3 separate regions of the Mus musculus genome follow, and regions 1 and 3 are each linked to region 2. The links are chromatin contacts, found by POLR2A ChIA-PET in ENCODE. All regions are on one chromosome and are shown on one strand. Each heading gives the region's core, a stretch centred on a gene start or an enhancer-like site at or near the end of the contact. The rest is flanking DNA. Distances are from core to core; before and after follow the strand shown.

The links. ChIA-PET counts read pairs that join two places held with the same protein, here RNA polymerase II (POLR2A).
Region 1: POLR2A ChIA-PET joins it to region 2 with 11 read pairs in embryonic stem cell. The contact joins the promoter of Gdf15 here to the promoter of Rpl18a in region 2. POLR2A ChIA-PET finds 5 or more read pairs at or near these places in 4 of 5 experiments (Patski and embryonic stem cell).
Region 3: POLR2A ChIA-PET joins it to region 2 with 12 read pairs in embryonic stem cell. The contact joins the promoter of Ssbp4 here to the promoter of Rpl18a in region 2. POLR2A ChIA-PET finds 5 or more read pairs at or near these places in 2 of 5 experiments (Patski and embryonic stem cell).

Annotation. Positions count from the first base shown.
Region 1 is chr8:70,630,003-70,633,403 of GRCm38, forward strand. Gdf15 (growth differentiation factor 15) reads right to left here and starts at 2,093. Exons shown (of 2, transcript NM_011819.3): 1 at 1,331-2,093; 2 at 1-172. The coding sequence starts at 1,610. It overlaps Gm34154 (a long non-coding RNA gene), which reads left to right and starts at 2,561. Exons shown (of 2, transcript XR_870495.2): 1 at 2,561-2,853.
Region 2 is chr8:70,895,288-70,899,086 of GRCm38, forward strand. It overlaps Rpl18a (ribosomal protein L18A), which reads right to left and starts at 2,156. Exons shown (of 5, transcript NM_029751.4): 1 at 2,072-2,156; 2 at 846-1,025; 3 at 629-758; 4 at 313-422; 5 at 1-220. The coding sequence starts at 2,089. The coding sequence ends at 128. It overlaps Mir7067 (microRNA 7067), which reads right to left and starts at 283; the gene lies at 221-283. Snora68 (small nucleolar RNA, H/ACA box 68) reads right to left here and starts at 569; the gene lies at 472-569.
Region 3 is chr8:70,606,562-70,609,850 of GRCm38, forward strand. It overlaps Ssbp4 (single stranded DNA binding protein 4), which reads right to left and starts at 1,753. Exons shown (of 18, transcript NM_001372473.1): 1 at 1,564-1,753. The coding sequence starts at 1,619.

The sequences.
Region 1 (3,401 bases), core at 843-3,342, 270 kb before region 2:
CGGGGTCCCCGGAGGCTGAGCGCACGCTTCAGGGGCCTAGTGATGTCCCAGGGGCGGGCCGTCGGCGTCAGCAGGAGCAGCGCTCGGTGCACGCGGTAGGCTTCGGGGAGACCCTGACTCAGCGACGCCCGGTTGACGCGGAGTAGCAGCTGGCCGTGGGACCCCAATCTCACTGCAGAAGAAACCAGAACACCGGTTACTCATGTCCTTAGGGTGTGCCAGGCACAGATGTGCCCCTGTGCAAATGTGCCACTCCCGCCGACCACAGGGTCTGCACAGATGTCAAACATAGGTCTCTCAGTATAGCCCTGGCTGTCCTGGTAACTCTCCATGTAGGCCAGGCTGGCCTTGAACTCACAGATATTTGCCTGTTCTGTGCCACCCCTCACCCCCACCCCAAACCCTCGTGCTGGGATTAAAGACGTACACCGCCACCTTCTGGCTTAAAGTTGATTTTGCTCTTAGCGACAGAGATCCCTAAGGTCTGCCCTGCGCAGGACAGCATGGATCTCTCCAACCTTTTCCCAAGCCTCTGAATAAAGTGTTTAACAAACAGAAGTTGGTTTTCTTTAAAGCAGGGTTTGGTTGCCTACACCTGTCTTCCCAGAACTTGGGAAATGGAGGCAGAAGGATTGCCCTGAGTTTGAAATCGACCTGGGCTACAAATAAAATTTGGGGAGGTTCTCACTCTGTAGTCCCAGCTGGCCTTGAACTCAAGGCAATTCTGCTTCAACCCCCGGAGTAGTTAGGATGGCAGACATGCGCCACCACATCCAAGTGTAGCTTTGCAGATCTTTAGGGAGAGCTACAGTTCGCTTGGATTCACACAACCCTAGCGGATTTGTAAGGGGGCGTGACCCAAATCAGCCTGGGCCCGCCCTCAGCCCTGCTGGGTCCCAGAGCTGAGTCCAGTCCCCTGGATCCTCCTCCCTCCCATCCAAGCGACTGTCACTTGTTACTGTAGCAGTCTCTTTACAAGCGATTGCGTCAGATTTCCGATCCAGTTCCCGCAGGTTCTTTCCGTTTGGCTCCCAACCTGGCTCCTGTCCCTCCCTCTTCCCTCCAGGACCCTCTAACCTTCCCCCATGTCCTCCCCAACTCGAGTGCTGTGCATCTCCAGGAGCGACCTTGACCTCTCTGGACATCATTTGTCCAGCTCCGGTCTAGGGACGGTCATCCGTCCTACTCTGGCTGAGCCCGCTGCTGGCAGCTCCAGAGGTCACAGCAGGGGAAACTGAGTCTCGGAAGCTGGGCTGGGCTCGTGGACTTGAGTGTGTTGGTTGGAGCTTGGAGAGGGTGTTCCTGAAGTGGGTCCCTGGTTGCTACTCACCCTCTGGACTGAGTATCCGGACAGCTGGGTCAGGACTTGGTTCTGAGTTCGAGTCCTCTCGGCTCTGGTTGGCATGCAGCCGGCTCAGCAGGTCCTGGAAGCGACCCCGTAGCTCGTCGGCGTTGAGTTGGGACTCAGGGCCGGAGGGTCGCTGTTCAGGCATTGCCAGGGCGTCCCCCTGCGATGGCCATGACAGCAGCAGCAGCAACAGCAGCAGGAACAGCAGGAACCTCAGTTGAGAGCCGCCTGGAGGCTGGGCCTGGAGCGCGGGCGGGGCCATGTCGCTTGTGTCCTGAGTGTGTCTTTGAGTTAAGCCCTCTGCAGCTGCCTTTATACCCACTGGACTCTGTCCGCTCCGCCCCCGTGTGCGATGCCAACTCGGGTGACCAGGCTAATTCGGGCGGGAATCCCAGGGCTCCGCAGGGGGAGGGGGTGGGAGGGAGGGAAACCGCCGGGCTGGGACCTGAGTGAGGGCTGATCGTCCCCACAGAACATGTGATGGAGTCCAGACTGAAGTTCAAGTGGCTTCTTCCTTCCTCTTGGGACCAGGACTCTCTCCCTCTCTCTTTCCTCCTCTCTCCCTCCCTCCTCCCTCCACCCCCATCAAAGGTGAAGCCAAGGAAAACCTAGAAAAGGCAAGTTCAGGCAAGTCACCCCTATGCCTCAGTGTCCCAGGAGTAGACATTACAGCCGTGCCCAAATGGGCTGGGACATAAGGACAAATCAGGGACTGCACCTCTTCGGTGTCCTCTGTGGGACTCCTACCAATCCTTCAAAACCCTGTACGAACAGTTGTCGCTTCAGGAACCAGATTTACCTTTCAGGATGACTGGATGCTCACACGTGCCCTGCCCTGTGCCTGCCTCAGTATCCCCAGACCAGGGGTTCCTCTTGGGAATGGAGGGAAGAGGAAATCTGCTGCGGGCCTCCTTCCAAACAGGAGGCGGCAGGTGGCTGGAGGGGGTGGGCAGTTCGTCTCAGGCTCAGATAGAAGATGGAGGAGGAGGATGAAGGTGCCAGGAGCCCCATCCACGGTCAGCCTGGGCCCTGAAAGGGTAGTGGCTGTAGTTAGGGCCTCTGGGGAAGACAGGAGTGAGCAAGGAGGGGCACCAGGTGTCATCAAGGGCTCCTGCTGGGGTCCCTCCCAGTATTTACATACTGCTGGGTGGCCTCTGACCTGTGGGGTCACTCCAGGTTAATGACTGACTAGGGTTACTCCATGTCCCCCTGTGAAGACAAGGTAGGTGCATGGTAAGTCTTCACCCGCCATCTCCTTTGTCCAAGACCAGGATGACCCCCAGAACCCTCCCCAAACTGATTCCAGACCACTCCTCCTCAGATCCAAGCCCCACCCCTGATGCACTGCCCAGAACTACCTGTTTGCTCCAGGACCCTTTGCCTACGGGGGTGACTCTTAAAGATCAATGTGGAGAGAGGTGGCACCGCCCTTGGGATCGCAGCTGTGGGCAGTTTTGAGGTATCTGCACTCTGTGAGGAGGCACAGCATGGTGGCCACCTGGCCGGTGAGAGTGGGGTTCTGGGATTATGTTCATCTCTGACCGTTTTCCCCCAAATTTAAGTCTCAGAGTTGGATTCTCTGCCCTGGGCGAGCTGCTGATCTCCGAATCATATCCCAGAGGATAATACTGCAGTCTTCTGGTCCCAGGCCAGCCATTGAGCCTCAGTTTCTCTTTCTGTGAAAGGCTGCTGTGGTCTACATCGTCAGGGTAGGGGTACAGCGGGGGCCGGGGGTGCACGCTACAAATTGAGGGACTATCCCGCGGTCCCATGTGACCTTGGACAAGTTTCTCAGCCTCTCTGCGCTGCAGAGCAAAGGCCAAGGATCAGGATACAGCTGTCTTGCTGCGTGAGATGAGAGGTTGAGACAGGACCATCATGGGTCACAGGTGGGGAAACTGAGGCTGGGGACGGCCCAAAGTCTCTTGGGATGCAGATGGCTTCGTAGATATGGAGCTCGGGAGTGGGCCGAGCAGCTGCCCACTCCCACACGGGGAGCCCTGTGCGGTCTGGATGCTGGGACAGGCCTCGATGTTCTCAGCACTTCTGTACC
Region 2 (3,799 bases), core at 906-3,405:
CAAGGCTGACAGGCAGGTGAGCAGGGCTAGCATGTTGTTAGGGACGGGACCAACTGGGACCTCTCCAGGGACATAGAAGCAAACAAGCAAGGACAGTCTCAAGTTTTTATTCAGTGGGTCTCTGTGTCTAGAAGAAGGTGTTGGGCCTCTTGGTGGTGAAGCGTGGCTTGTGCTGGCGCCGCAACACACGGTGGGGCAGTGGGAATTTGATCTTGGAGTCCTGTGGGGAGGGAAGCAATCAGTGTCCAGAGACTGTCCGTGTGCAACCACCCCCTGCAGCCCTGCGTCAGCCCCACACTCGGGGTCACTCACGTGGAACTGCTTGACAGCTGGCCGGCGGCACTTGCCAGCTGCAATCTCTTCCACCTTCATGATCTGGATGGAGTGGGCACGGGCACGGTGTCGGGCACCCATGTCTCGGTCTGTGGAAAGAAAAGAAAATCAGCCCCAGCCACCCAGAATGCCCCCACATTCTGTAGAGCCTACTGATTCACTCTGGGGGGCACTGCACAGCCCCCCAAAGGCGACGAAGCCCCTTTGCTGTGTGCACCACTATTTAAACAGCCGCTACAGGCAGCGACAGTTCTTGGGTTGGGTGCCAGAAATTGGCAGAGGGTTGGAGACTCACAGCACTGTGTGACTGCACCAGCAGTGGTCAGGTCCCTGTACTCCCGATACATGTTGTGTGTGCCACTGCGGGAGTCATAGCGCAGCCAGATGCCAAAGTTCTTCACACGCAGGGGTGACTTCTCAAACACCTGTGGGGAGTAGGGAGGACATGAGGAGTGCTGCCCTGGCTCTGATGGTACCCAGCGACCGGCATCCTGTGGGGCCCCAGACCTCACCTGTCCGCAGTACACAATTTCCCCGGATGACTTCTTCATCTTCTTCAGCTGTGACACAAAGTACCAGAAGCGGGACTTGGCCACCACATGGTTGGGTGCAAAGATTCGCATACGGTACAGTGGTGGTGTGTGGCATTTTGGGGTTGGCAAGCAGCGCCCCACCACCTTGTACTCCCGAAGCTGAAAGACATGTCAGGAGAGAAAGTTGTCTATGTGGGGGAGGGGTGTGGAGGCAGAGCCGGCCTGAGATTCAGTCCTCCCACAGGCAGGGGTGTCCAAAGTGGGCTCATACACTCGAGCCCAGTGTGAGGCAAGTCAGAAGGCTTGTGCTCCGCTACGAAGCTGCCTCAGGGTCTACATGTGGCAGGCTGCTCTGCTCTCCCTGAAACTCCAGGCCAAGATGGCAAAGGTGGCTCACGTCTTTAATCCCAGAGCAGGAAAAAGGCCATTTGTTCTACAGAGAAACTGTCTCTGGATTGGGACTAATTGACGATTCCAGACTAGCTTTTCACCAAGAGTCCGAAGGATTGTGTCCAACACACCGGGGCCAGTATGAGATCCGGCACCCTAGGCTACCGTCAGCCAGCCTTTAGAACTAGCTAAGGATGATTCTAGCGACGCTCTGCTTCGATTTCAAGTGCCGAGATAAGTGGCAGCAGGCTCGGTGTAGCCAGCGCTGGGGACAGGCCGCAAGCTTACCAAATGCTCTCTAAACCTAAGGCGGGCCGCGTGTCCACTCCAGTCTAAATAGACCAGGTTAGCTTTAAACCTCATAAGAGACTAAAACAAGCCAGCCGGGCGTGGTGTCACACGCCTTTAATCCCAGCACTCAGGAGGCAGAGGCAGGCGGATTTCTGAGTTCGAGGCCAGCTTGGTCTACAGAGTGAGTTCCAGGACAGCCAGGGCTACAGAGAAAACCCTGTCTCGAAGGAAAAAAAGACTAAAAGAACCACGGGGCTAGATTTGGCAACGAAAAGGAGTGTAACGCTGATATACACGAAAAGGCGGAGGGCCTTCCGGTGCACCCCGATCTAACCCGCTCCGTCCTCGGCCGCCCAGCACGCGGCGGCCGCCATGTTGGCCGCAAGGAGGCTGTGGGCGAGGAGAGCTGCCCGTAACCGCTGAGGGACCCTCGCGACGAACGCACCACCACCCCGGAGGACACAGCCAACCCGAGCGGCCCTGCCGCCAACGCCGCACCTTTTGCCCCGCCGCGGCCTCCTTACCGTGCCCGAGGCCTTCATGGCACTGCGCACTCGTTCACCGCCAGTCACAAAAGGAAGTGTTGTCTTTCGCGCAGGCTCTCACCATGGTCTCTGACGGAAGTCCCGCCCTCCTGATGCGGTGCTTCCATTGGGTACAGCTAGTAGCGGTCTAAGTTCTTGGCTTTTTTATTGGGTACCGATCAGCTACGTATAAGTCCCGCCTCTCTTCACGGAGACTACAGTTCCCAGAGAGCAGCGCGACGGGCCTTTGCAAGTTTCTCCCGGGACGCCCCATCGTCGTGCGCGAGGGATCCTGGGAGTCTACGCGTAATCGTGGTTCCTAGTTAGATTCCGGATTTTTAGTTCTCTCTGTCTCTCTCTTTTTTCATCTTTTTCTTCCCACTTTCTACATCATCCTTCTGTGTATCTACCCATCTATGACCCATCATCCATCTTTTTTATTTGCTTGCACCACCTTCGTGTCTGGTGCCTCGGAGGCCCGCAGAGGGCGTCAGTTCCTCAGTGCTGGAGTTAAAAGTTGTGAGGTGAATGCTGGGAATCGATCCCTGTATGTGCTCTTAGCTACTGCTGTTCTCTCTCCAGCCCCATCTATCTTTTTCTCTGTCATTAGTTTGGTTTGTTTGTTTGTTTTTTACTGTTTATTGAGATAATGTAGCCCAAACTAGCCTGTAACTCACTGTAATTCTCCTGCCTCTTCCTAGTTCTTGGGATGCTGGAGTGTGCCACCTGCCAGCCCACGTAACTATTTTCTTTATAGAATTGTATCAGAGCTGTGTCACTCTGTCTTAACTTTGTCATTTTCCTGGCCAGGTCCTGTACCTGAAGGCGACAATATCCGCCGTGTGTTTCCGCTAATGGCCACTAGGTGGCGAGCGCGTTTTTTGGCTCAGCCGCAACGCAATGCAATGCTGGGATGTGTGCTTCTAGGTCCCCCATTTCCATTGTGCTCAGGCGCATTCAAGTGTGATCCCTCAGTTTCCCCAGCCGCATTAACACTCCCCGTCCCATAAGATAGTTGTAAGATTTAGAAATTGGGCGTGGTGTTGCATGCCTGAGGTCTTACAAATGGGAGAGTGAGCCAGGAGGCTCAGGAAAGATGGCCTTGGCTACACAGAAAGATCTCATCTTACAGCCTTCCCACCCCAAAATAAACAGCTTAATAACATGTCGGTGTGCAATGGGCAGGCTAGGACACAGTCCACCTCTGCTGGAACACATTGCTCCAACCTGTGTTCTGGAGGCTGCTGAAGTGGGGTAGATACATTCTGTAAGATGCAGGACAGATGCTGGGGTGCAAGCTGTGCCCTGAGAGGGCACAGGGAAAGGAATGGAGAAACAGCTGTGTGAGGAAAAAGTTGGTATCCACAGGCCCAGCCTTAACCTTGGTCTGGGCTTTGATGTAAATTCAGAGTTTACAAGACCCTCAGCTGGGTGAACAGGACAGGTGCTGGCGGTTCAGTTTCACTTCCTGCTTTGCAGATGCCCCCCTTGGCCTCTCCTGAGTGGCGACAGGCTCTAGCCTTAACAGACCTCCTCTCCAAATGGCTCCTCTCCTAGGGGCTATGAAGAATCCCAGCAGGGCCACCTGTTGGTAAGACCTCAGGTTTCTGTCACAACAGCCCTGTCACCACAGGCTAGTGAGTATTCTGGACTTTGAGGTCCACTGACTGGCTTGTCCCCTGTGCCTTTGTTCTTCTGCAGTACACCTGTTAATCTGGGATCTCAGGC
Region 3 (3,289 bases), core at 503-3,002, 290 kb before region 2:
GTGGCCCTGCCTGCTCCTACCACAGGGCCTTTGCACATACGGAGCCTATGGCCCACCCCACCCCCACTTCACTTTTCCCTAACAGCCTACCTTGAGGTTCCTGCGTGCTGTGTGGAATGACTAGATCCCCACTTCCTGGATGTGAGCTTCCTCTCACACAATCATCAACACCCACCCCCACCCTCACCCCCAAACTTAGCACAGGTCTGTGAACCATTCCCTAGAATGGGGACTTGCCAGGTATCAGGGAATCAGTCAGTCCCTGCTTCCCACATGGCCAGCAGCCCCATGCCAGGAAGGGTCACTGAGTTTACTGACCATAAATGAGTCCTAACTGCAGGCTCTCAGGGAGCCAGCCTTGCATGGCAGCCCAGTGACCCAGACTTCTCTGTGCCAGGTGATCTGTCCCCTACCCAGGGCTGCACTGGGCAACTCAGCCTCTAGGCAAGCTGCCCCCTCAGGCCCTGCTACAATCCAGGCCTCCACACTCACACCTCAAAGGTGAGTGCTGGGCTCCCAGCACACTTCAAACGTTCCCGCTTCACCTACTTCTCCACACAGGCACCTCGGAAAGGAAGGCCAGCCCAGGCGTGTCCTCACTGGAAGCTAGAGCACAGCCTGTCCACCTGGGCAGCGCACCCTGTATCTTCAATGTGGGGCGTCTAGAGCCAGACCCATTCTGGCTCACCTGGGACTCCGGGAGGTGTCCCGGGACCGCCATGGTCAGGCTCTGCACCTCTCTAGGCTTTGAATCCGCACCTTTGCCTACAAGCGACAGTGGAGTCCAACTTCCACGCAAACCTCCAAAACCCCAACACCCCGCAGGGCATTAGGGTCCGACCCAACCTCTTCAAATTTGCAGCCACAATGAACCCACGTGTCCTGTTTCAAATCTCCAGCTTGGATACTTGGGACTCTGCGGCCCTAAGACCTGAAGCTGTCCTCCAGTGCCATGGTCTCACAGCCAACCCCGAAAGCTCACACCTGTCAGGTTTGTGTGACCCCAGAACTCCCGAGGCCTTACAACCCTCAGATGCTGTGCCTGCCCTGGGCATCCTGTGACCGCTCAAGTCCTAACTCCTGATCTCCCATACACCACCGACTCCCTAGTGAGCCCCTGATCCTGCACCCGATGAACCGCCACGTGACCCCAGCAACCCCTTGGCTCTTGTTTGACCCATTGATTTCCTGTCCCCTCAGGTATTCTGAGACCCCAAGCCCCCTTGGAGCTCTCAAGCTCATGCCCATGCCCTCTATCTCATGTGACCCCCCCACCAAGACCCTGGAACTCGAGTACCTCAATATATTCTGTCCTTTGTGTATTCTGTGACCCCAAAGGACCCTCAGGTCTCGCACACCCACAATCACACACCCTTCTGGTCTCGCGTGACCCCATGAGCCCCTTGATCTCGTGTGTACCCCTGAAATCCCGCACCATTTTGATCTCCAGTCACTCCCCGATCTCCTCGGGATCTCCTGTGTCCCCCCTGAAATCCCGCACCATTCTGGTCTCGCGTGACCCCATGGTCCCCGGTCCCGCGTGGCCCCGCACCGCGCACTCACTTCTCGCGCGCCTGCCCGTCCGAGGGCGCGCAGCCCTTGCTCGCCTTGCCGTACATGCTCCGCACCTGTCAGGCGCGCGTGGCCATCGCTGCCCGCGCCCCGATCCCCGCGGCCATGTCCGCGCGGGAGCTCCGGCCGCGGGTGGGTTCTCGCCGCGCTGCCCTCCCCGGGCTGTTCCGGGAAGCGCGCCACCGCCACCGCGCGCTCCCGCCGCTCTTAAAGTGGCAACGGCGGGAGCGCGGGTGGGCCCCCCCCCCGCGCGCGCGCTGGGAGCGCGCACGCGCAGAGCCCGCGGGGGCGGCACTGCCCACCAATAGGCTGCGCACCAATAAGTACAGACTTCAATACCTCCCCCCAAAGATATTCAAGCCCGGGACGCGCTCCAGCAGTTGCTATTTGTGCAATTGGGAAGCTGAGGCAGGGGGATGGCCGCGAGCTCCAAGCATACCTCGGCTGCGGAGCAAGACTCCCAGTTGTACAGATCTGGGGGTGGGGGTGGGGTGCTGTGGATATCTCCGTTTCGACTCAGGAACTGCACTAGGCTCTTGGGCTCACAGGATATGCGCCCATGACATTCTACTCCCAGGACACTCTCTGCGAGCCAATACAGCGCTGCGGGCTGTGAGGGGCCCTTTTGAGAGAGTTTCATATAGGCCAGGCTTGTCTCAAACACATAAAACAGATAACCCTGAAATTCTAATCCTCCTGCCTCAGCCTCCCTAGCGTTTGCACGACAGGCGTGTGCCACTTAGCCTGGTCTGTGTGCTGTGCACAGAGCCCGGTTTTTTTTTTTTTGTTTTTTTTTTTATGCATGCCAGCGTTGTAAGGACTGAACCCCAGACCAAGCACGTTTTGTTTGTTTTTCTGAAAGTGTTTCTTAACGCGGTAGACAGAGGCAGGAGGATCTCTGTGAATTCGAGGCCAGCCTGGTCTATATGGCGAGTTCCAGGACAGCAGCCAATACATAGTGAGACCCTGTCTCAAAGTCGGAGTAAAAACGGTGTCTCCTGTAGCCCAGGCTGACCTCCAGCTCTCTACTTCACTAAGGCTCCTTGAACAGGTGGTCCTCCTGCCTCCACCTCTGGGTGCACGCTGGGAATGAGAGCATGCTTCTTTCCCCCACTCCAGCGCAGACGCACGTGTATAACACGCGGCCCCGTGAGAGCACGAGGGGTCGTGGCGCATGGGCGTCGGGAAGCATCCAGGCTAAGGCTTGCTATCGCTGCAAGTGTCCCCGGTTGGACACGACGGGTTTAGTGGGGACTTGCTGGAGATTGCGCACAGGTGGGTCGTCAGCACCCGGTGGCGCAGTCATGAGCTCAGGTTTCCTGTGTGAGTGTGACAGCATGCAGGTCACCACGGCGCTAAGTCTCGCGTGGTGTCCCTGGTGCAGGCAGATCCCCTAGCCCGGGCCTCCCCGCCCCCACCCTAGTGGGCGGGCGGGAAGCCGAGCCGCCGTGGTTCCAGGCGCTCAGGAAAGGCTGCCGGGGCGCGCCCCGCCTCCTCCCCCAGGGCTCAGCTGGGCCGACGCCGGCCTTTCCCATTTCCTGCTTGGCCCGCCACCCCCTCCCCCAGCTTCCTCTCCCCGCCGCGGGGCTGGCGACTGCTGGGTGCCAGGAAGGCCGTCGGTGCGCCTGGGCCACCGCGCACTACAGCTCTTTGCAGGCCCTGTTCTCAGCGAGACACAGAGAGGTTGCGAGTGCAGCCGGGAGGCACAGCACGCAGC